Regions from separate parts of the Homo sapiens genome. Here all the other regions are linked to region 2. Evidence: chromatin loops called from intact Hi-C (ENCODE). Cell type or tissue: OCI-LY7. All regions are shown on one strand. Region 1 has its middle 16 kb from the start of ABR-AS1. Region 2 overlaps ABR (ABR activator of RhoGEF and GTPase). Region 3 has its middle 53 kb from the start of TRARG1.

Region 1 (8,000 bases), 75 kb before region 2:
GCTAGTAAGCTACCTCTGCACTGTCAATGAGACACCCCCAGAAAACAAAGCGTGTGGTTTTGCTTTGGTGACCTTCACACCACGCACAATATCGGGGTTGCCGTCATCTCTTCGGCATCGGGGGGCCTGTTTCACTTTTTGTCTTGTTTTTACCCTCCGGAGAGAGGTGTTGTGTGTGTGTGTACCCGTGTTATACACGCTCACATAAAAGTCAGCCAGCATGATGATAATAGCTGATACTGCGTGAGTGCTAACGAGGGAACAGGCGCTGTGCGGGGTGTCTTCTTTTCACGATCTCGCTGGGTCTTGTTAACAATCTCAGTTAAAGCACTTACCGTCATTACTGAAGAGACTGAAGCTCAGAGAGGTTCAATACGTCGTGACACCAGGCCGTGAACCGGGTCTGTTCTGTCTCTAGAACCCACATCCTGACCTAAAGCATTGTGCTTTGCATCCGGAGCAGCAGCCTCGTGGACACCGGCCCCGTGAAGCTATTGCTGATGTGAACAGTCTTGAGTGATGCGGCTGCCTGAGGGGCACCAAAGCCTCCCCGGCTGCTCCTCTGATCATTTTATTCCTATCAGGGTTTGGGGCTTGGGCCCTGAATCCAAACAGAACTTTCCCTTTACAAGTCTTCCTGTACTTTCCTCCCCCCATCCTCCTTAGTTTCCATTGCTGAAAGGCTGATGTCATTAACACAGCCCCTCCTGAGGCAGGTGGGTGTCCCTGGCCAACCCCAAGGCTTTCTCCCAGTCTCTAAGCTGTAGCCCTGCCCAGAGGAAGGAAGAGCCCCAGGACCTTGTCAGGAGCAATTCTCAGCTTTTTACTGGGGATGTTATAGATGAGGCTTTATCTCTGGTGTCCCTGGACGGTGCTGATAACCCAGGTCATGTTCCTGTCTCCCCGAAGTAACCGGAGACATCTTGCACCATGAACAAACCGGGATGACGTGCCCGGGTTTCCACCTGGGGATCCATCTTTGTGTCTGCACCACGGAGGCCCCGAATAAAGTGAGGTCATAGCTCATCTAGGTGAAACTTGTTCTGCTTGATGTAACGGGAGGAGGGGAGAAAATGAAGCTGGACTGGCCAAAGATCAGGCTGAGAAATTCCTGGGCACAGTCTGGAGAGCCACTCCAATTACACCTGTCCCTCCATTTTCATGGGGGATTGGCCCCAGGACCCCTGGCAGATACCAGAATCCCAGGACGCCCAAGTCTCTTATATAAGGTGCTGTAATAGTTACATGTAACCTAATCACGTCTCCCATAGACTTTATTTAAAAAAATTTTTTTTAATGGAGACAGTGTCTTGCTATGTTGCCCAGGCTGGTCTTGAACTCCTGGCTTCAAGCGATCGTCCGAAAGTGTTGGGATTACAGGCGTGAGTCACCATGCCTGCCCCCGACCCCCGTGTACTTTAACTTATCTCTAGGTTATTTTTAATACCTAATACATTGCAAATGCTATGTGGTTGTTATGCTGTATTATTTGTATTTTTTATTTTTGTGGTGTTTTTTTTTAATTGTTTTCCTCCCAAATATTTTTGATCTGTGGTTGGTTGAATCTGAGGGTGCCCTTGGATAGGGATAGTGTGGCTTCCAGCCAGGTAGAGAAGGCCAACTATAAAACTTTGTAAAGAGCTCTATGGTTGCAGCACACCAACATGGCACATGTATACATATGTAACAGACCTGCACGTTGTGCACATGTACCCTAAAATTTAAAGTATAATAAAAAAAAAAAGAAAAAAGAGCTCTATTATATGCATACAAAAAAAGCTGGAAAATGCTAATTGGGGTGGTGTATTTTATGGGTCACATTTTACTCTTTTATTGTCTAAAAGTTTTTAAAATTCTGGCTTTATGACTTATATGACAGAAAAAAAAAACTGAATAAACTTATAGTTTTAAAAAATTGGCCAGGTGCTGTGGCTCACACCTGTAATCCCACCACTTTGGGCAGCTGAGGTGGGTGGATCACCTGAGGTCAGGAGTTCAACTGAGGTCAGCCTGGCCAACATGGTGAAACCCTGTCTCTACTGAAAATGCAAAAATTAGCCGGGCGTGGTGGCGGGCGTCTGTAATCCTAGCTACTTGGGAGGCTGAGGCAGGAGAATTGCTTGAACCCGGGAGGGGGAGGCTGCGGTGAGAGTCCGTCTCTCCCTTCCACCCCCAAAAATATCCCACCAGCTACAGTGAGCTGTGATTGCACCACTGCACTCCAGCTGGGGAACAGAGCAAGATCCTGTTTCAAAAAAACCAGAAAACAAAAACCCCAACAGCCTGTATGTTTTGTACCTTCCGTGTGGCCTCTTGGTGGTCTATGACATGGGTACAGATGAGCCCCTGCCAGTGTGTTAATTGCAGCGTGGCTTCTGAGCCAGCAGCCCGGGTGATCTTCCTAGCCGGGCCCTGGCTCACTGCCTCTGTTTCCCCCAGTCTTCCCTGGCACCTGCAGAGCCAGAGAGAGGTTTTGTTTTCCAGAACCAGGCATTCGTGACCCTGACCACTCCCGAGCAAAGTTTTCACACCTTCCCCGGCCCCCTCAGAGGAATGAAGGTCTGGGAGGAGATAGGGCCTCGTCCTTGGAACCAGGCACCTCTTTTTTTTTTTTTCGAGTCAGAGTCCCGCTCTGTTGCCCAGGCTGGAGTGCAATGGCACCGTCTCGGCTCACTGCAACCTCTGCCTCCCAGGTTCAAACGATTCTTCTACCTCAGCCTCCCAAGTAGCTGGGATTGGCCAGGCGCGGTAGCTCACGCCTGTAATCCCAGCACTTTGGGAGGCTGAGGCGGGCGGATCCCAAGTTCAGGAGATCATAACCATCCTGGCTAACACGGTGAAACCCACCTCTATTAAAAAAAAAAAAATTTGCCAGGTGTGGTGGTGGGCAACTGTAGTCCCAGGTACTGGAGAGGCTGAGGCAGGAGAATGGCGTGAACCCGGGAGGCGGAGCTTGCAGTGAGCCGAGATGGCATCACTACACTCCAGCCTGGGCAACAGAGCGAGACTCCATCTCAAAAACAAAAACAAAAAACCAAGTAGCTGGGATCACAGGTGTACACCGCCACGCCTGGTTAATATTGTATTTTTAGTAGAGATGGGGTTTCACCATGAGGCCAGGCTGGTCTCGAACTCCTGATCTCAGGTGATCCACCCGCCTCAGCCTCCCAAAGTGCTGGGATTATAGGTTTGAGCCACTGTGCCTGGCCGGAACCAGGCAGCTTTGATTGCAGAATCAGGCAGAGGCCAGGTGGGAAGTTGCCGTCTGTTGGTGTCTCAGGCCAAGCTCTCCTTGTCCAGACAGAACCTCTTCCTTTTTGGTCCTGAAAGTCACACTAAAAATCAGCAGCAGCTCGGCCTTGGGCAACGTGCCACGTGTACCGACGTTGGGGTTAGTGGTCTTTGCAGGAAGTCGAGGTTGTTTGTGGGCCTGGAAGGAAATGTGGCCTGCCTGCATGTACAGCCTCATGTGTGGCCTCTGGGAGGGGGAGCAGACAGAACCCGCAGCCCCAGAGACTGGGAGGCTTCTCTGTGGCAGCTTCCTCATTTCTGGTTAGTTGTGGCAGGGGGCAGATACAGTCTCTTTTGCAAAAGCAGCTCCTTTATGTCCAGAAGGCGACAGCTCAGCTCTCCTTTAGGGCCCCCAAAGAACTAACCCACAGCGTGGGGCTGCGGCCAGCCGGGCGCAGCAGCAGCGGCAGTGTTCCTGTCTCAGCTGCCTGCAGCATGGCTTTGATCTGACAGTCAGCAGGGTGTATTTGCCCCCAAAGCCAGTGGTCTGAGGAGCCCAGCTCCAGTTAGGTCTTAGGTGGGGACACCATAGATACTGCTCTCTGGGGAAAACCAAGTCACGGTCTGGTTTGGGTGAGCGCTGATCTTCCCTCCAGTGTGATCCCAAGCTCCCTGGGATGTTGGCTATAGGGAGCAATCAGGAGCCACTCCCCAAGACTCAGGGGACCAGCCTGGGGTCCAGGAAAGAAGACTTCCCAGCACCCTCCCCCTCTCTGCTGGTGGTCTGGCACTCCCCTCATGTGACAGGCATGTGGCTTTTGGGAGGAAAGAATCTTTCACAATCAGACAGAAACAGCAACTGGGAAAATAACTCATGCAGGGGTTTGGGCAATGAGTGTCTAGAAGGCTGTGGGCCACGAGAAGGGGATTAGGGTGAGGTTTCATCAGAGCTGTGGCTAAGATCCGAGGAGGCTCCTAGAGCTCAAGGCTTCAGAATGACCGGTCAGGAGCCAGAGGGATGGTGTCTTTCTCTCTCCAACCTCTCAGACCAAAAATGGGGCATGGGGCTGACCCTGCCCAATTTTTTTCAAACCCGCAGAGACAGAGGTTTGAAATCATTCACTCCAGCATTAAGTGGAGGTGGCTCCAGCTCAGAGCCTCCAGCCAAACCCTCCCTGCGCCACAGCAGGAGATCACGGCCTGTTTCCCAGAGGCTCTGAAATAGGAGTGACTCTCCTTAAAGTGCTCCTTGCAATGCTCATCCGAGCCTGGGCCAGGCAGGGCTGGGGGCTGCCTTGAAGAAAGAGATGCCCCCGAGATCCGATACCCTCTGGAGCGTTGCAGGATGCGTCTGTCCAGGAGGCACTGCAGGGGAGCCGGGGTTCCCGGAGCATTTGGGAAGGTTTCTGAGCAGCACAGGGTCCTTCCTTAGGAAGGCGGATCTTGGCCGGGTGCGGTGGCTCACGCCTGTCATCCCAGCACTTTGGGAGGCCGAGGCGGATGGATCACGAGGTCAGGAGATTGAGACCATCCTGGCTAACACGGTGAAACCCCATCTCTACTAAAAATACAAAAAATTAGCCGGGCACGGTGGTGGGCGCCTGTAGTCCCAGCTACTCGGGAGGCTGAGGCAGGAGAATGGCATGAACCCGGGAGGCGGAGCTTGCGGTGAGCCAGGATCGCGCCACTGCACTCCAGCCTGGGCGACAGAGCAAGACTCCGTCTCAAAAAAAAAAAAAAAAGGAAGGTTGGATCTCCTGTAGCTTCCTGTGGTGCCGTCTTCTCCCAGGGACTCGAGCCTTGTTCAGAGCACTGACAGGATTTTTCAGAAAGTTCTGTGTGTGTGGCTGCTCTTTGGTAAGCCCAGGGCAACAGAGTCATCAACATTTAGGGAGGGGGTGGGTGAGGCAGGATGTAGAGTTAATACCCAGTTTTGTCCTATGTTCCTCTGAGAAGTTAGCTAAGAAATCTTTTCTAAATTAAATTTAATTAATTAATTTGTTTTTTGGGCCAGAGTTTTCACTCTTGTCACCCAGGCTGGAGTGCAGTGGTGTGATGTCAGCTCACTGTGACCTCCACCTCCTGGGTTCAAGTGATTCTCCTGCCTCAGCCTCCCGAGTAGCTGGGATTACAGGCACGTGCCACCATGCCCAGCTAATTTTTGTATTTGTAGTAGAAAGAGGGTTTCGCCATGTTGGCCAGGCTGGTCTTGAACTCCTGACCTCAGGTGATCCGCCTGCCTCGGCCTCCCAAAGTGCCGGGATTATAGGCGTGAGCCACCGCACCTTGCCTATTTTTTTTTTTTTTTTTGAGACAGAATCTCGCTCTGTTGCTCAGGCTGGAGTGCAGTGTCGTGATCTCGGCTCACTGCAACCTTCTCCTTCTTGGTTCAAGCGATCCTCGTGCCTCAGCCACCTGAGTACCTGGGATTACAGGCACCTGCTACCATGCCTGGCTAATTTTTGTATTTTTAGTAGAGATGGGGTTTTGCCATGTTGCCCAGGCTCGTCTCGCACTCCTGACCTCAAGTGATCCCTGACCTCAAGTGATCTCTCCCCACAATCCCAACTTGCCTTCCCAAAGTTCTGGGATTACAGGCGTGAGCCACCGCGCCGGCCAATAATTTTTTTTTTTTGAGACAGAGTCTCGCTCTGTTGCGCAGGCTGGAGTGCAGTGACACGATCTCGGCTCACTGCAACCTTTGCCTCCCGGGTTCACACCATTCTCCTGCCTCAGCCTCCTGTGTAGCTGGGACTACAGGCGCCCACCACCACGCCCGGCTAATTTGTTGTATTTTTAGTAGAGACGGGGTTTCACCGTGTTAGCCAGGATGGTCTCGATCTCCTGACCTCGTGATCCACCCGCCTCGGCCTCCCACAGTGCTGGGATGACAGGCGTGAGCCACTGCCCAGCCAATAATTTTCTTTAAAATGCTCCTTACGCTACTTGCTGAGCCTGGGTCAGGCAGGGCTGGGGGCTGCCTTTGGGAGAGAGATACACCAGAGACTAGTTAATCACTGTAGCAGTAGAAAACACCCTTAAGGGCCGGGCCTGATGGCTCACGCCTGTAATCCCAGCACTTGGAGAGGCCAAGGTGGGAGGATCCTTTGAGGCCAGGACTTTTTTTTTTTTTTGAGACAGTCTCATTCTGTCGCCCAGGCTGGAGTGCTGTGGCGCGATCTCCGCTCACTGCAAGCTCCGCCTTCCGGGTTCACGCCATTCTCCTGCCTCAGCCTCCCGAGTAGCTGGGACTACAGGCGCCCGCCACTGCGCCCGGCTAATTTTTTGTATTTTTAGTAGAGACGGGGTTTCACCGTGTTAGCCAGGATGGTCTCGATCTCCTGACCTCGTGATCCGCCCGCCTCGGCCTCCCAAAGTGCTGGGATTACAGGCGTGAGCCACCGCGCCTGGCCTGAGGCCAGGACTTCAAGAGCAGCCTGGGCAACATAGTGAGGTTCTGTCTGTACAAAATTAAAAAAAAAATTAGGGTCGGGCGCGGTGGCTCACACCTGTAATTCCAGCACTTTAGGAGGCCGAGGTGGGTGAATCACCTGAGTCAGGAGTTCGAGACCAGTCTGGCCAACATGGCGAAACCCTGTCTCTACTAAAAATACAAAATTTTTAGGGCATGGTGGCACATGCCTGTAATCCCAGCTACTAGGGGGGCTGAGGCAGGAGGATTGCTTGAACCCGGGAGGTGGAGGTTGCAGTGAGCTGAGACCGCACCACTGCACTCCAGCCTGGGCAACAGAGCGAGACTCCATCTTAAAAAAAAAAAAATTAGCTGGGTGTGGTGGTGCATGCCTGTAGTCCTAGCTATGCAAGAAGTTGAGGCAGGGGGATGGCTTGAGCCTGGGAGGTCGAGACTGTAGTGAGCTATGATTGCACCACTACACTCCAGTCTGGGCGATAGAGTGAGACTTGTCTCTAAAAAATAAAGAAGGCTGGGCGAAGTGTCTCACACCTGTAATCCCAGCACTTTGGGAAGACGAGGCAGGCAGATCACCTGAGGTCAGGAGTTGAGACCAGCATGGCCAACATGGTGAAACCCCTCTCTACTAAAAATACAAAACAAAACAAAAAAATAGCTGGGCGTGGTGGCGTGTACCTGTAATCTTAGCTACTTGGGAGGCTGAGGCAAGAGAATTACTTGAACCCGGGAGGCGGAGGTTGCAGTGAGCCAAGATCGTGCCATTGCACTCCAGCCTGGGCGACAGAGAGAGACTCTGTCTCAATCAATCAATCAAAATATAAATAAATAAAAAAAAACAAAGGAAACACCCTTGCCACCAGAGATCCTCCAGGTACAAACCTCATGTTCAAGGAGAAATCAAAAGACCCAGGAGCTTGTCAGATTTCAGTAGAGGAGAAAGAGGATGGAAATTCATCTTTGTGTCTTCCTTCCTCTGCCACTTCCCCTGGAGAGTAAGCTTTAAGAGCTGCAGTGGCCAGGCGCGGGGCTCACGCCTGTTATCCCAGCACTTTGAGAGGCCAAGGTGGGCAGATCACGAGGTCAGGAGATCAAAACCATCCTGGCTAACACGGTGAAACCCCGTCTCTATTAAAAATACAAAAAAAAAATTAGCTGGGCGTGGTGGCGGGTGCCTGTAGTCCCAGTTATTCAGGAGGCTGAGGCAGGTGAATCGCTTCAACCTGGGAGGCGGAGGATGCAGTGAGCCGAGATTGTGCCACTGCACTCCACACTCCAGCCTGGGGGACAGAGGGAGACTCTATCTCAAACATAAAAACACACAAACAAAAAGGGCTGC
Region 2 (8,000 bases):
CCTGGAGGAAAGGATGTCTGGGCAGATGGCAGGGCAGGCTCAGCCAGCCTCCCCCATCACACTGTGCGAGATCCGAAGATGCCTGGCCAGGGAGTCCCGCCCGGAAGATACCCGGGGAGGTTTAACAAGCGGACGCCGCCACTGGGCAGTCCAGTGCGTAGGAGGCTCCTGCTGGCCCCAAGGCTGCCGGCACGGTGATCTTCGTGTCTCCAGGACGCCCTGCGGTGCCAGCTCCCGCTGGCCCGCACGAGTGCTGAAGCTTACCCCTGCTCTGCGATGAGTGTGAGAGGGGTGTCCACCCCCCGCTGGCGGCCCCAGCCCAAGGAGGTCCACCACAGCCCTCGGGAGCAACACTGCCACGTTCTCCGTTGCCAGTCGTGGTGGGTCAGAGCTGGGGAGCAAACAGGCCAAGGGGCAGGGGCCGGTTTGTGGGAGGGTCCCTCCTATAGCCATGCTGGTGGGGCTGGACGCAGGGGCCTTTCCGAGGCCGCCCTCGTAACCCTTTTGGAAAATGTGAAGCCCTGAGCTGCTGACCTGCACACCCCGCTCGCTGCACTGGCTCAGCCTCCCCTCCCAAGGTGGGTGGGCTCCGTGCCTGGGCTCTGGAGCCCAAGTGGTGCTGGCAGCCCTGGGGGGTTAATGCGGCTCAACTTCCCGGTCGCCTTTCCTTCCCTCCTCCTTTGAAGGAAGCCCACACTGGGGTGATAGAAATAAGCACCGGCTCCGAGGAGTCTGCTGTGAGCCCCTGTCCCTGCCAGGCCTGGGCACAGCCTCCTCGCCCACGCCCTGCTGCCTTGGGCTCCGTCCTCCGTGCGGGGCCTTGTTCTGAGGGCTGAGGGCTCCCCTCCCACACTCCAGAACCTGCCCTGGACCCCTGGAGGGAGTGGGCTCAGTACAAATGGTACCCAAGGAGGAGGGCCACAGGAAGTGACATCGACCGGCCCCCCCCACCTCCTTATTCCCTATAAAAAGCAAAATGGTGACTCAGAGAGGAGAGTTGGAAGCGTCCTGCCTCTTGCTCCCACTGTTAATTTTTACACTTGGAATTAGGCAGAAGGCAAAGAAAACAGCAGCTTGAAATACGCGGCTGACATGCTCTTCATCGGGTAGCAACAGCAGAGCCGCTCCTCCCCGCCTCCCAGCAGCCCCGGAGCGGGCAGGGCCCGGTGCCTGCTGGCTCTCCCCCGCCCCTCACCAGGCCCAGGCCCCCGCACAGCCCCCGCCCGGGCCAGGCGTGGATGGTGCGGCCGGGGCCATGGCTGCCGGGGGCCGCCGCCGGCGCCCACTACGCTACCAGTCCCTGGCAGCTCTGGTGGAGGATTCTCAGTGGCCTTTCTTGTTCCTTGTCTCAGACTTCAGCTACGGGACGGACGAGTACGACGGAGAGGGGAATGAGGAGCAGAAGGGGCCCCCGGAGGGCTCAGAGACCATGCCGTACATCGATGAGTCGCCCACCATGTCCCCGCAGCTCAGCGCCCGCAGCCAGGGCGGGGGGGATGGCGTCTCCCCGACTCCACCTGAGGGACTGGCTCCTGGGGTAGGTACACCGGCTTTTCTTTCTGGGTTTGGGGAGGGGTGACGGGAAGGCCTGGGCATCGTGGGCCAGGCCCTGCTTGGGTTGGTCTCGAGAGATTGGGACTGGAGACGTTTGGACCTGGCCGTTCTTGGTGCCTCGTCATCTCGTCCTGGCCCTGGACCCCTCTCAGGCTCGGGCTTCCCTCCCCACCTGCTTTGCCAACGCTGCCGCCCCTGTCTCTCCCCGTCTACTAGCCGTCTGCTCCCCAGGCCTCCCAGACCCCTCCGTGCCTCTTTCAGCTTTCCCCTGTTAGCCTGTCTCCTCCAGAGGACCCAGGAGAGGACCAGGCTCTCCTCCCCTCTGCACCCAGGCCAGGCAGTGGCTGCATGCGTGGCCCGTGGGCTCCAGGTGTTCAGATGCTGCTCCCGCAAAGCCAGCCTGGGCCTGGTGCTCCCTGTGGGTGCAATGAGCTGCCCGCTCCAGCCCTCCTCTGTTCACTCTGGAAGGGAACAAACTCTGATGGCATCCACCTCTCCTTGTTGACAGAGACAAGAGTTCTGCTCCAGAGAGAAGCATTGTAGAAGGAATATTAAGTATGTGCTCTGAGACAGGCCAGGGATAGAAACTGTGGAGGGTTTGCGGTCCTTGTCATTAACGTGTTCCTGGCGACAGGGACTGACGCTGTCTGAGCGCAGCTCGTGTGTGCCTGTCGGAGACACATGAACGAGCAAAACAGAGGTTCTGGGGGTTGTTTGCCTGGAGCTGGTGGGGGAGAAGAATCCAAGCCGGTCCTCTGTGGGGGGTGTGTGTTGCAGGAGGCGGTGGGAGTGCCCCATCCTTGCTTGGTCCTGCTCGTCCGGGTGTGTTTTGTAGGGGGTCTCCGTCCTGCCTTCTGACGTCCCCAGAGGAGCAGTCGCTGAGATGCCACGGGCTGCCTCTTCTTCCTCCAGGGGCTAGTGCCCCCCCACCCCAGCTGAGGCCGCCTGAACCCTCCCATTCTTGAGAACCCCCTGCTCCTTCCAGCCCCCCCGGCCACCCTCCACCCCCCACAGAGCTCTCACCCCTCTTCACACACCGGGGTGGCTGTTATAGCCTTTGGCAACAAGGGCCTTGGCAACGGGCTTCCCACTTGGGGGAAGCCACATTGCTGCCATGGCAACAGAGGCCGAGGCCGAGTTTAGCGGCAGTCCAGGCGTGCACCTGTGGGAAGGGCTGGCGGGGGGCAGGTGGGAGGCAAGGGGGCCGGCGAGGGGGTTGGTCAGTGTGTTGTTGACCTGCCCTAAGACGGGAGGCGGGTTAGAGACAAGCGTCTCGGACCTGCGGGGGCAGGGTTTTTGCCCTGGTTCTCCTGGAGGCATTGGGCTCAGGGTACAAATAGTAACCCAAGGAGGCAGAGCAGGTGTTCAGGGACCTGAACGGGGGCCAACCAGGGGAGAGCAAGGAGGAGAAGACTCTCGCTCCCATCTCTGCCTTCAGCTCTCAAACCACAGCAGGGCTCAGAGCCCCGCCCGGGGGGACTCAGCTCTCACCCCACTGTGAGCAGCTGCAGGAAGATGCTGCGGAATCCCGGTGTGGGGCCAGGGTCTTTGCCGCTGCCTGTCCCCGCGCCACCTCCCTCTTTGCTCCCTGTCCCTGTGCCCTGTCCTTGTCGCGTGACCACCATGACTGGTTTCCGTGTCCGTCGATTTTCCGATTCCTTTGGTGCTGGCAGGTGCCTTCTCTCGGGAGACAGATCACGGGCGTCACGCACAGATGCCCCCGCCTGGCGCTCCGGGGCTTCGGGGCAGAACTTGACTTGGTGGCTGTGCGTCTTGCTTGGTGGCTCACGAGGGACTCACTTGGCTTGAGGACCTTGAAATCCAGAGATGCTAGAGTGACTGCCCCCTAAAGTGCTTGTGGCCCCCAGGGTTGATGTTTACACCATCGACTAGAAGCCACGCAAGGCAGGAGTAGGGAGCACTTGTCCAGCCTGGGGATCGTCCGGGCAAAGGTCCCATCCGCGGCACCTGCCTTCCCTCCTCAGGGAGCGTTTCTGCCCTTTCTGCTGGGTCACCGGCCCCACCTAGTGGACTCTGCAGGGATTGCTGTTTACACGGGGTGCCTGGAGGGAGCTGACGCCTCTTCCTGAGTACTTGGGGATGTTTTGGTTAAAAACACTATTAATAAAAGACCGAGGTTTCTGCGGCTTGGCTGTGCTTATTTGGCCAAACAGGTCCCCTCCCCTACCAGGCTTCCTGCTGGGGCCTTGGGAACAGGGGGGACTTCTGGACCAAATCAGACAATTGTTGTAGATATTCAGATATCTGGCTTCTGGCACCGCCTTATCGCTGGGCCTTCCACGCCCAAATATGCAGCCAACGGGAAGCCCAAGGTTGAGTCTTTGTGTTAGTCAGTGTTCTCTAGAGAAACAAAACCAACAGGGTGTGTGCGTTATCTGTATCTATATCTACATACGAAGAAAAGTATTAGAAGGAATTGATTCAGGTGATTATGGAGGCTTAGAGGTCCTAATCTCTGCAGTCAATAGCTGGAGACCCAGGACAGCCAATATTGGTTCCAGTCCAAGTCCAAAGGCCTGAGAGCTAGGAGAGCCAGGGATGTAAATTCCAGCTCATAAGCCAGTGGACTCGAGGCTCAGGAAGAGCCAGTGTTTCAGTCCGAGTCTGGAGGCTGGAGGAGGCCAACATCCCAGCTCACGCTCAGGTAGTCAGGCGAGAGGAGCTTCCTCTTATTCTGCCTTTTTGTTAATTCAGGTGTTCAGTGGATTGGATGAGGCCCACCTACACTGGGGAGGAGTCTTTTTACTCAGTCCACCAATACACATATCAACCTCATCCCAAATGCCTCACAAATATGTCCGGATTAATGTTTGGACAAGTATCTGGACACCTTGTGGCCTAGTCAGGTTGGCCTAGAAAATGAAGTGTCATACTATTATTCCTTCAGCCACCCAGGATGGAAAGCAGATAAGCTTTGCGCAGATGAAAATCTATTACTCTCAGGCTGGGCGCGGTGGCTCACGCCTGGAATCCCAGCACTCTGGGAGACTGAGGCAGCCAGATTACCTGAGGTCAGGAGTTTGAGACTAGCCTGGCCAACATGGTGAAACCCTGTCTCTACTAAAAATACAAAAATTAGCCGGGCGTGGTGGCACATGCCTGTAATCCCAGCTACTCAGGAGGCTGAGGCGGGAGAATCACTTGAACCTGGGAGGTGGAAGTTGCAGCGAGCCGAGATCTTGCCACTGCGCTCCAGCCTGGGTGACAAAGCGAGACTCCATCTCAAGAAAATAAAAGAAAATCTACTCTTTAGCTGTGAGACATTGGGCAAGTGTCCTCATACCGCTGAGCCTCAGTCTCCTTGTCTCTAGATAGCTCTAACTCCCCTGAAAGGTAGTGGGGAGGAGGCCCCACTGTGAGCAGCTCTCAGACCACAGCAGGGCTCAGAGCCCTGCCTTGGGGACTCAGCTCCCATCCCACTGTGAGCAGCTCTCAGACCACAGCAAGGCTCAGAGCCCTGCCTGGGGGACTCAGCTCCCATCCCACTGTGAGCAGCTCTCAGACCACAGCAGGGCTCAGAGCCCTGCCTTGGGGACTCAGCTCCCATCCCACTGTGAGCAGCTCTCAGACCACAGCAGGGCTCAGAGCCCTGCCTGGGGGGACTCAGCTCCCATCCCACTGTGAGCAGCTGCAGGAAGATGCTGCGGAATTTCAGCATGAGGGGAGGCCTGCAGCATTAGGCCTGGCTCACCAAAGTGCACAGCCCTTGGCCACCAGGGCCCACAAGACTTTTCTCGCCAGGTTTAGAGGGCTGGGGAGCCAACAGCATTACCACTGCAAAGACCAAGTCTGATCAATATCTGCTGCACCATGACCGAACCTGCTTTTGCAATCAACCTCCTTTCTGCCACATGGGGTGGCCCCGGGTGAAGCCGGGTCTCTGCGGTGTTGGCAGGACATGCTCCTCTCTCCCCAGCACGCCCTTCCACAGCCTTGCACTCTGCCTTTGTCTTCTTTTGTGTCCCCAAGACATGGATCCCACAGAGGTATTAGGGTGAAACCTGAAGCCCTGCCCCATAAACCCTGCCCAAGTCCAGGCTGAGCAGGGCAGCACGGCAGGGCCAGGCCCACAGACCACGGGTGGCTCCATTCAGCGGAGACTGCCCAGTTTCACTCTGAGAAGAAAGGGCCAGGACTCATCTCAGCTGACAAGTGGGGGTGTAGGTTCCTAAGGCAGGACCATGGTCTTACAGAAAACCCGCCTCCCCACAGGCCACAGACTCCTCTGTCTGCTTGCCTCTTGGGAAGCTTAGTAAAAAGGGGCTACAAGGCAGAGAGAAGAACTGGGTTTTGTCCCCACTCTACCACTGTCTCACTGTGTGGCCTGAGGGGTGTCACTCATGACTCCCCACCAGAGCTGCAGTTTGCTCATCTGTAGTGTGAAGACACTGAGAATTTCCTCCCTCCTGACCTCACAGGGCTCAAACCTCACAGCTGTTGTGAGGTTTCTGTGAGATGGTGTTTGGCAGAATGCTTTGTCAATGTAAAATCGAAACAGGGGATTAGACTCCAGCCTGCAGGAGAACCCAAAGATAAGGGTGGAGGCGAATTGAAATCCTCACCATTGGCCGGGTGCGGTGGCTCACGCCTGTCATCCCAGCACTTTGGGAGGCCGAGGTGGGTGGATCACCTGAGATCAGTAGTTCAAGACCATCCTGGCCAGCATGGTGAAACCCCGTCTCTACTAAAAACATACACAAAAAATTAGCTGGGTGTGGTGGCAGGTGCCTATAATCCCAGCTACTTGGGAGACTGAGGCAGGAGAATTGCTAGAACCCAGTGGGGGCAGAGGTTGCAGTGAGCTGAGATCACGCCATTGCACTCCAGCAGCCAGGGGGACAGAGTGAGATGCCATCTCAAAAGAAAAAGAAAAAAAGGAAAAAAAAAATCATCATCATTGTCCCTATCATCCTCTTCCTCCTCCTCCCCCTCATCACAGCTGCTTAGAGAGGCTTGTGCTGAACCTTTCACGTGTTGGTTTCATTTAAGAGCCCCAACAACTCTATGAGGTAGGTGCTATAACCATCTCCACATTACAGGTGCGAAAACTGGGGCTCGGAGAGGTGACGTAATTTGCCTAAGATTAGCTGGGCATGGTAGTTCACTCCCATAATCCCATCTACAAGGGGAACTGAGGCAGGAGGATCGCTTGAGCCCAGGAGTTGGAGGCTGAGAGGTGCTAGGATCACGCCTGCGAATAGGCATTGTACCCCGCCTGGGTGACAGAGCAAGACTCCATCTCTTAATAATAGCTATTAATATTATTGTTTGTCCAAGACCATGCAGCCAGTGGGGCAGCGTGTTATTGAAACTTGGGTTTCTATGATGCCAGAGCCTGCACAGCGCTGTCAGGTCCCGCTCACACGCCCTCCCTTGTGAAGCTTTCACACCCACCCCGCCGCTGATCCTACTGCAGTTTGGGAGGTGTGCACGGTCACTTGTGGGGTGCATCCGCCCTGTGAGATCAGGACCTTAATCCCTGATCATCTCTGTGGACCCCAGTGGAAGCTTCTTGGCACCTAGGGGTTCTCAACTGGTATTTGTGGAATGGAACCAAGTAGTTCTGGGATGTTCAGTCAGGAGGAAGGGAGGAGCAAGGAAGGCTCAGGCAATAACGCTGGGAAGAACTCAGGCTCAGGGATAACGCTGGGAGGAACTCAGGCTCAGGGATAACGCTGGGAAGAACTCAGGCTCAGGGATAACGCTGGGAGGAACTCAGGCTCAGGGATAACGCTGGGAGGAACTCAGGCTCAGGGATAACGCTGGGAGGAACTCAGGCTCAGGGATAACGCTGGGAGGAACTCAGGCTCAGGGATAACGCTGGGGAGGAACTCAGGCTCAGGGATAAAGCTGGGGAGGAACTCAGGCTCAGGGATAACGCTGGGAGGAACTCAGGCTCAGGGATAACGCTGGGAGGAACTCAGGCTCAGGGATAACGCTGGGAGGAACTCAGGCTCAGGGATAACGCTGGGAGAACTCAGGCTCAGGGATAACGCTGGGAGAACTCAGGCTCAGGGATAACGCTGGGAGGAACTCAGGCTCAGGGATAACGCTGGGAGGACTCAGGCTCAGGGATAACGCTGGGAGGAACTCAGGCTCAGGGATAACGCTGGGAGGAACTCAGGCTCAGGGATAACGCTGGGGGGAACTCAGGCTCAGGGATAACGCTGGGGAGGACTCAGGCTCAGGGATAACGCTGGGGAGGACTCAGGCTCAGGGATAACGCTGGGAAGAACTCAGGCTCAGGGATAACGCTGGGAGGAACTCAGGCTCAGGGATAACGCTGGGAGAACTCAGGCTCAGGGATAACGCTGGGAGAACTCAGGCTCAGGGATAACGCTGGGAGGAACTCAGGCTCAGGGATAACGCTGGGAGGACTCAGGCTCAGGGATAACGCTGGGAGGAACTCAGGCTCAGGGATAACG
Region 3 (8,000 bases), 210 kb before region 2:
CATCTTCCCCTGAGCATTTAATAATGTTTGATGGGACTGCAAATGCTTGCTTTTTACATTTCAAAGCTTTCTTTTGATTGCTCGTTGCTACTTTAAAGAAATATAATTTATTTTTGTCTATTAATATTTTAGTCTGCAACCCTGCTAAACGGACGTATTAGTTCTAGTGGGCTGCTTTCTTTTGCTTGTAAATTCCTTCAGGTTTTCTACATAATCATGTCTATGAATCTATACAGTTTTAATTCTTTTATGCGTTTATCTTGCCCACTTGCACTGGCTGGAACCACTAGTACAACTTGTGTGTGTGTGTGTGTGTGTGGTTTTTGTTTCTTTGTTTTGAGGCGGATTCTCACGCTGTTATTCAGGCTGGAGTGCAGTGGCACAATCTCAGCTCCTGCAACCTCTGCCTCCCCGGTTAAAGTGATCCTCCCACGTCAGCCTCTCGAGTAGCTGGGACTACATGCGTGCCACCAGGCCCAGCTAATTTTTGTATTTTTTGTAGAGACGGAGTTTCTCCACGTTGAGATGGAGTTTCTCCCAGGCTAGTCTCGAACTCCTGGGCTGAAACGATCCTCCCGCCTCAGTCTCCCAAAGTGTTGAGATTACAGGCACAAGCCACTGTGCCTGGCCCTGATTCTTTTTAAAATTTGTTTTTCTGGGCTGGACATGGGTGCTCAAGGCGGGTGGATCACCTGCCTCAGCCTCCTGAGTAGCTGGGACTACAGGTGCACACCACCATGCCCGGCTAATTTTTGTATTTTATTAGAGACGGGGTTTCACCATATTGGCCAGACTGGTCTCGAACTCTTTTTTTTTTTTTTTTTTTTTTTTTTTTTTTGAGACGGAGTCTCGCTGTCTCCCAGGCTGGAGTGCAGTGGCGCGATCTCGGCGCACTGCAGCCTCCGGCTCCCAGGTTCAATAGATTCTCCTGCCTCAGCCTCGCTAGTAGCTGCGACTGCAGGCGTGTGCCACCACACCTGGCTAATTTTTCTATTTTTAGTAGAGATGGGGTTTCACCAGATTAGCTAGGCTGGTCTTAAACTCCTGACCTCACCTCAAGTGACCCACCCACCTTGGCCTCCCAACGTGTGGGGATTACAGGTGTGAGCCACTGCACCCGGCCAAGTGTTCTCTTTTCACCATATCTAAGCCAACATTTATTGCTTTTTGACTTTTAAATTACAACCATTCTTGTAGGAGTAAGGTGGTCTCTCCTTCTGGTAATTTAATTTGCATTTCCTTGATGATTAGTGATTTTGAGCATTTTTTTCATATGTGTTGCCTGTTTGTGTATCTTCTTCTAGAAATATCTATTCATGTCCTTTGCCCACTTTTTTTGTTTGTTTGAGATGGAGTTTCACTCTTGTTGCCCAGGCTGGAGTGCAGTGGCGCAATCTGGGCTCACTGCAACCTCCACCTCCTGGGTTCAAGCGATTCTCCCACCTCAGCCTCCCGAGTAGCTGAGATTACAGGTGCCCGCCACCACAGCTGGATAATTTTGTGTTTCTAGTAGAGACAGGGTTTCATCATGTTGTCCAGGCTGGTCTCGAACTCCTGACCTCAGGTGACCCACCTGCCTTGGTCTCCCAAAGTGCTGGGATTACAGGTGACAGCCCCTGTGCCCAGCCGTTCTTGGCGTCTTGAACAAGGAACTGGACAAAACGCACAAAGCAAGCAAGGGAGCAGTGAGGGATTTATTGGAAATGAAAGCACACTCCACAGTGTGGGGGCAGCCCGGGCACAGGGGCTCAGAGGCCGCCTTGCAGAGTTTTTGTGAGTTTGAATACCCTCTACTTGGGGTACGCCGTATGTGAAAGGAGAGGAGGTAGGAAAGTTACAAAGTCATTTACTTGGCTTACGCCCCACGGAGGGGATGTTTCCTGTCATAGCTGAAGTGTGAATGTGCCTTATGTTCCCTGACTCCAGACCCTATTTTCCTGCCTCAAAAAGACCAACATGGCCCCATACGAGTTTCTAATCTCGGTGCTCGAGGGAATTAAGGCAGATACTCAGGTTAGTATGATACAAGGCAGAATATGATTAGTGAGATGAGGTGCAGTCATAACACGTAACATTGTATATGGATAACAGATCTATAGTAACTTACACAGTATTTTTTCATGTATTATCTGTTTTTTGGCTTCATAATAATCTTTTGGTTAAGATAGAAATTATCAGTCTCATTTTACAAAATTAAGTATTGAGACGCTTGTCGAAGGTGAAGTGGGTGTGAAATGATGCGGAATAGATTTAAATCCAGGTCATCAGGTCATCAGTCTCCCGAGTCCAGTGTGTTCTTGGTGAGACCATTCTGCTTTCCTTGCTGGTGCTTCTGCTTCACACAGTGGCACTGCCTGTCACCCAGTATTTCCGTTTTAACAGCACGACTGTCTTTTGTCTTTTTTTTTTTGTTGTTGAGACGGAGTCTTGCTCTGCCGCCCAGGTTTGAGTGCAATGACATGATCTCAGCTCACTGCGACCTCCACCTCCCGGGTTCAAGCGATTCTCCTGTCTCAGCGTCCCAAGGAGCTGGGATTACAGGTGCCCGCCACCATGCCCGGCTAATTTTTGTATTTTTAGTAGAGATGGGGTTTCACCATATTGGCCAGACTGGTCTTGAACTCCTGACCTCGTGACCCCGGGCCAATGCGCCCGGCCTCTTTTGTCTTACTGTAGTATTTGTGCAGCTAACTTGAATTTTAAGTATTTTGGGCCAGGCATGGTGGCTCACGCCTGTAATCCCAGCACTTTGGGAAGTGCTGCTTGAGCTCAGGAGGTCAAGACCAACTTAGGCAACATGGAGAAACACTGTCTCTATAAAAAATACCAAAAATTAGTCAGGTGTGGTGGCGGGCGCCCGTAGTCCCAGCTACTTGTGGGGCTGAGGCAGGAGGATCACTTGAACCTGGGAGGTTGAGGAGGCTGCAGTGAGCCGAGACTGTGCCACTGCACTCCAGCCCGGGTGACAAAGTGAGACCCTGTCTTAAAAACAAAAAAAAAAAAAAAAAGAAACTTGTTGGCTCGATTTCAGTGTTCTTCAGACTTTGGTTGGTTGACTGCATGTACTATTGCGAGGGAAAAACATTCCATTTCAATAGCTTTCCCACCCCATGTGCCAGATGCTAAATTGCTTCCACTTGGAGAAAATACTTCTACTTGGAGAAAATGAAGATATCAGGGATAATAGACAAAGGAAAAGTAAGATCCTTTGTTTGTTTGTTTCAGAATGTTGAGTTATTTGGGTGAAAAACAGTAAATAGTTAGGCCCCAAATAGAGAGGCATTAATATTTATCTATTTTAAATAGATATCATTTTTAGGGGGAAATGAAAAGGATTACACACTCTGTTCATTCAAAACTGTGAAGTGGCTCAAGTTATGTATTTTCAGTATCACTATGGTCTGTCACTTAATCTGATTTTGTATTCTCTGCCAAAAATGTTTTTAAATTTTCTGTTTTGTCCTGGGTCATATAAAAGTGGGTCTGGAGCAAAGAACGGAAGGACTGAACTATTTTTGAAAGAACGTGACCACCTTTGAAAGCAGGTGTTATTGAATATATGTGTGTTATGTGGTTTTCCATGTTTATTAATTCATTGACTTGTGTAGCAAATGTTTTATGTTTTCATAGAAAGTGCTTTATCCATGCAAATTCATTTTATTCTCCTAATGACTTTTTTCATTAGAAAAGGAATTGCAGGGCCGGGCACGGTGGCTCACACCTGTAATCCCAGCACTTTGGGAGGCCGAGGCGGGCGGATCACGAGGTCAGGGGTTCGAGACCAGCCTGGCTAACACGGTGAAACCCCGTCTCTACTAAAAATTCAAAAAATTAGCCAGGCTTGGTGGGGGGTCGCCTGTAGTCCCAGCTACTCAGGAGGCTGAGGCAGGAGAATCACTTGAACCCGGGAAGCGGACGTTGCAGTGAACCGATATCGCACCACAGCACTCCAGCCTGAGGGACAGAGTGAGACTCCGTCTCAGTCAGTCAATCAATCAATCAATCAAAGCTGTTGAAATCAGAACACAGAAGGGTCAAGACTTGTTGAGTGCTCCCCGCGTTGGAGCCAGCTGTTGGTGTGTCTGAATCTGTTGATGTGACTGATTCCCACAAGGGGGCGCTCTCTCCTAGGGTGTGTGTAGCTTGCGGCATTCACAGGTTCGGTACTGCTTTTTGTGTTTGGTAGAAGACCACCATAAAAAGTATTTTGCATTGCATCCAAAATTATATGAACACATTCTTGGGGAACACAGTCATTTTTAACGGATAGCATCTTCTAGTAGCACAAAATAAAGATGAGATGGCACTGTGTTTTTTATTGCCTCAAGAAGAAGCGGTTAGAAATGCAGTTTACTTTGAAAAGATGATTTGATGCTGAAACGAGTGAACCATTTCATTACTCCGTAACACGTGTAGTAAAACTCTTCTAGTGGCCGGGCGCGGTGGCTCACGCCCATAATCCCAGCACTTTGGGAGGCCGAGGTGGGCGGATCACCTGAGGTCAGGAGATGGAGACCAGCCTGGCCAACATGGCAAAACCCTGTCTCTACTAAAAATACAAAAATTAGCCGGGCGTGGTGGCGGGCACCTGTAATCCCAGCTACTCAGGAGGATGAGGCAGGAGAATCGTTTGAACCCGGGAGGCGGAGGTTGCAGTGAGCTGAGATCACGCTACTGCATTCCACCCTGAGCAACAGAGCGAGACTCCATCTCAAAAAACAAAAACAAAAACAAAAAACAATCGTTTCCCCAAAAGTGGCAAGTTTTTACTAAATGAATATGGCAGTTTGTGTTTTTCACCCTGGAACACGCCCTTGCGTCCTCTCTGTTTCCTGTTCTATCCTCTGTTGCGTGCTCTACTGGCTGGGGCCCCGTTGTTTTCAACCTGACTCCATGGCAGCCACCTCTGAGCCAGTGCCCTGCCTCTCATGTAACCCCTCTCAACCTACCCTGCACAGAGCTGCCTCCTTATCTTCCTCAGCAGCTTACAACTTGTCATCACTCTCTTCAAGGACACGGTGCAGCTCCCTGTTGTTTGTGACCGTGTGTGGTGGTACCCATGAGATGTCTGACCAGCCCTTTGCTTCATACGTTAGACCCAAAACACACAACAGCATGGTGGCTCACACCTGTTTTTGTTTGTTTGTTTGTTTGTTTTTGAGACAGAGTCTTGCTCTGTCGCCCAGGCTGGAGTGCAGTGGCGCGATCTCAGCTCACTGCAAGCTCTGCCTCCCAGGTTCACGCGATTTTCCTGCCTCAGCCTCCCGAATAGTTGGGACTACAGGTGCCTGCCACCACGCCCAGCTAATTTTTGTATTTTTAGTAGAGACGGGGTTTCACCGTGTCAGCCAGGATGGTCTCGATCTCCTGACCTTGTGATCTGCCTGCTTCAGCCTCCCAAAGTGCTGGGATTACAGGCCTGAGCCACCGCACCCGGCCTGGAGTTTTGCTCTTGTTGCCCAGGCTGGAGTTCAATGGCATGATCTCAGCTCACTGCAACCTCCACCTCCCGGGTTCAAGCGATTCTCCTGCCTCAGCCTCCCGAGTAGCTGGGATTACAGGCATGCACCACCACGCCCAGCTAATTTTGTATTTTTAGTAGAGACAGGGTTTCACCATGTTGGCCAGGCTGGTCTTGAACTCCTGACTTCAGGTGGTCCTCCTGCCTTGGCCTCCCAAAGTGCTGGGATTACAGGCATGAGCCACTGCACCCGGCCGGCTCATATCTGTTATTCCAGCACTTTGGGAGGCCAAGGCAGAGGGGTTACTTGAGCCCAGGAGTTCAAGACCAGCCTGGCCAACATAGCAAGACCCTGTCTCTTAAAACACACACACTAACCAAATACTTGGAGACATGGCAGGGAACGGCATACACTGGGGCCCGTCGGGGAGAGGGGCAGGGGAGGGAGAGCATCCGGAAGAATAACTAATAGATCCTGGGCTTAATACCCAGGGGATGGATTGATCTATGCAGCAAACCACCATGGCACATGTTTACCCATGTAACAAACCTGCACCTCCTGCACAGGTACCCCAGAACTTACACACACACACACACACACACACACACACACACACCCCAATACAATTGTGTTCACTTACTGAGGTAATGGTACTTGCTTTTTTTTTGGTTTGAGACAGAGTCTCACTCTGTCATCCAGGCTGGAGTGCATTGGTGCGATCTCGGCTCACTGCATGCAACCTCCGCCTCCCGGGTTTAAGCGATTCCCCCTGCCTCAGCCTCCCGAGTAGCTGGGATTACAGGTGCCTGCCACCACACCAGGCTCACTTTTATATTTTTAGTAGAGAGGGGGTTTCGCCATGTTGGCCAGGCTGGTCTCGAACTCCTGAGCTCAGGTGATGTGTCTGCCTTGGCCTCCCAAAGTGCCGGGATTACAGCTGTGAGCCACTTTGCCCAGCTGAATCGGATACTATTAGGCTATAAGAAAGTCACTAAATTACTCGAGTTTCGTTTTTTTATCTGCACAATGGGCTGTAGCAACTTTGCGAACTTGTAGAGACAACATCAAATAAAGGATCACCAGGGTACAAAATTCCTCAGAATGTTCTCAAGAAATAATGTGGGGGCCCGGGCAGTTTTCCACTAGACTGCCAGTCCCCGGAGAGCTGGGGGGCATGTGCTGTTCATCTCTGTATCATGTGCATGAACTTTATGCAGAAACTGTCATGTCACTCCTGAATTAGGCTCAACCCATCTCGGAGCCCCTATCCTACTGGGCTACCAAAAGTGAAATCAATCTTAGTCATACTGAGTCTCCTTCCCTTTGCCTCTTGCGTTATGCAGAGTTCCCAAGAGTCTTTCACCGTCCGGGCATTTGAGGAAAACACTCAAATCCACACTGGACCCCCCTGAGATGCTGCCAACTGAGCCACGTAATCCCTTGAAGCTGCCAGTGTCTGAGAGAGGTCTCTGCTAAGGATGCCCTGGGTTTTTGGTGGGCCGCATCCCACCGGTCAAGGGGCTGGCACTCCCAGGGGAACTGTGAGGGAGGGGACATAGGCGGGAGCAGTCACAGGTTGGCACCAGTGGCCTGTCCTCCCCACCACTCCCTAGTCTCCGGGGAAGCTCTATGGAGTTCCCTCTGCCTCCCAACGTCCTGCCCTCCCACCCCATGCCGGAGTTGCTTCTCCTCTCTCGGTGGGGATGGGAAGGCAAAGGAAGGAGAGGCTGACCCCCTCATAACTCACCCCGGGGCAGTGGCCTCAGCATCTGGCACACTGTCTGCATTAAGTGGTTGCTGAGTGACTGGGGAAAGGAATACAAGCAAACGCTGTCGGGTTTTAACACCAATTTGCTTGTGTGCATGAGCTCAGGACCCAAAGCCCATCTTCAGAGGTGGTCCTGAGTCACCTCCTGCTGACCCCATAGAGCCGGAGCGGGCACCTCTGCAGCTCCGTGGACTAACCCTCTTCCTTAGAACTGTGGGGTACTGGGTCAGAGTCCTTCCAGCTGTCTCTGTGGGGTACTGGGTCAGAGTCCTTCCAGTGGTCTCTGTGGGGTACTGGGTCAGAGTCCTTCTAGCAATCTCTGTGGAGTACCGAGTCAGAGTCCTTCTAGCGGTCTCTGTGGGGTACTGGCTTAGAGTCCTTCCAGTGGGCCCTCTGAGGTACTGGGTCAGAGTCCTTCCAGCAGTCTCTGTGGTGTACTTGGTCAGGGTCCTTCCAGTGGTCTCTGTCGGGTACTGGGTCAGAGTCCTTCCAGTGGGCCCTCTGGAGTACTGGGTCAGAGTCCTTCCCATGGTTTCTGTGGGGTACTGGGTCAGAGTCCTTCCAGCAGTCTCTGTGGGGTACCGGGCCAGAGTCCTTCCAGTGGTCCCTGTGGGGTACTGGGTCAGAGTCCTTCCAGTGGTCTCTGTGGGGTACTGGGTCAGAGTCCTTCCAGTGTTTCTCTGTGGGATACTGGATCAGAGTCCTTCCAGCGGTCTCTGTGGGGTACTGGGTCAGAGTCCTTCTGGCTGTCTCTGTGGGGTACTGGCTCA

The links. Hi-C counts contacts between places; a loop is a spot of excess contacts. Peaks named below come from ENCODE experiments on the same cell type or tissue, not always from the same donor. Only the 100,000 strongest peaks of a DNase experiment are listed, where the experiment ranks them.
Region 1: it touches region 2 in a loop (4-fold over the local background); 103 of 110 quality-filtered maps call a loop at or near these places.
Region 3: it touches region 2 in a loop (15-fold over the local background); 27 of 110 quality-filtered maps call a loop at or near these places.

What each region holds. Positions count from the first base shown.
Region 1 is chr17:1,193,670-1,201,669 of GRCh38, reverse strand. It overlaps a transcript of ABR not described here. Among named protein-coding and RNA genes, the nearest start is that of ABR-AS1, 16 kb to the right of the region's middle. RefSeq lists enhancers at 2,014-2,063, 3,180-3,319, 3,430-3,609, 3,640-3,689 and a silencer at 3,184-3,384. In OCI-LY7, no CTCF peak of the experiment used is centred here; DNase peaks (open chromatin) are centred at 429, 2,279, 3,049, 3,439 and 2 weaker places; H3K4me3 peaks cover 4,530 bases; H3K27ac peaks cover 4,813 bases.
Region 2 is chr17:1,118,720-1,126,719 of GRCh38, reverse strand. ABR (ABR activator of RhoGEF and GTPase) reads left to right here. Exons shown (of 23, transcript NM_021962.5): 2 at 1,353-1,537. Among named protein-coding and RNA genes, the nearest start is that of ABR, 57 kb to the left of the region's middle. RefSeq lists enhancers at 2,679-3,220, 3,221-3,763. In OCI-LY7, CTCF peaks have their summits at 3,370 and 3,579 (motif pointing left); DNase peaks (open chromatin) are centred at 2,699, 2,969 and 3,559; H3K4me3 peaks cover 528 bases; H3K27ac peaks cover 968 bases.
Region 3 is chr17:1,328,843-1,336,842 of GRCh38, reverse strand. No RefSeq gene overlaps it. Among named protein-coding and RNA genes, the nearest start is that of TRARG1, 53 kb to the right of the region's middle. In OCI-LY7, a CTCF peak has its summit at 4,124 (motif pointing right); a DNase peak (open chromatin) is centred at 4,102.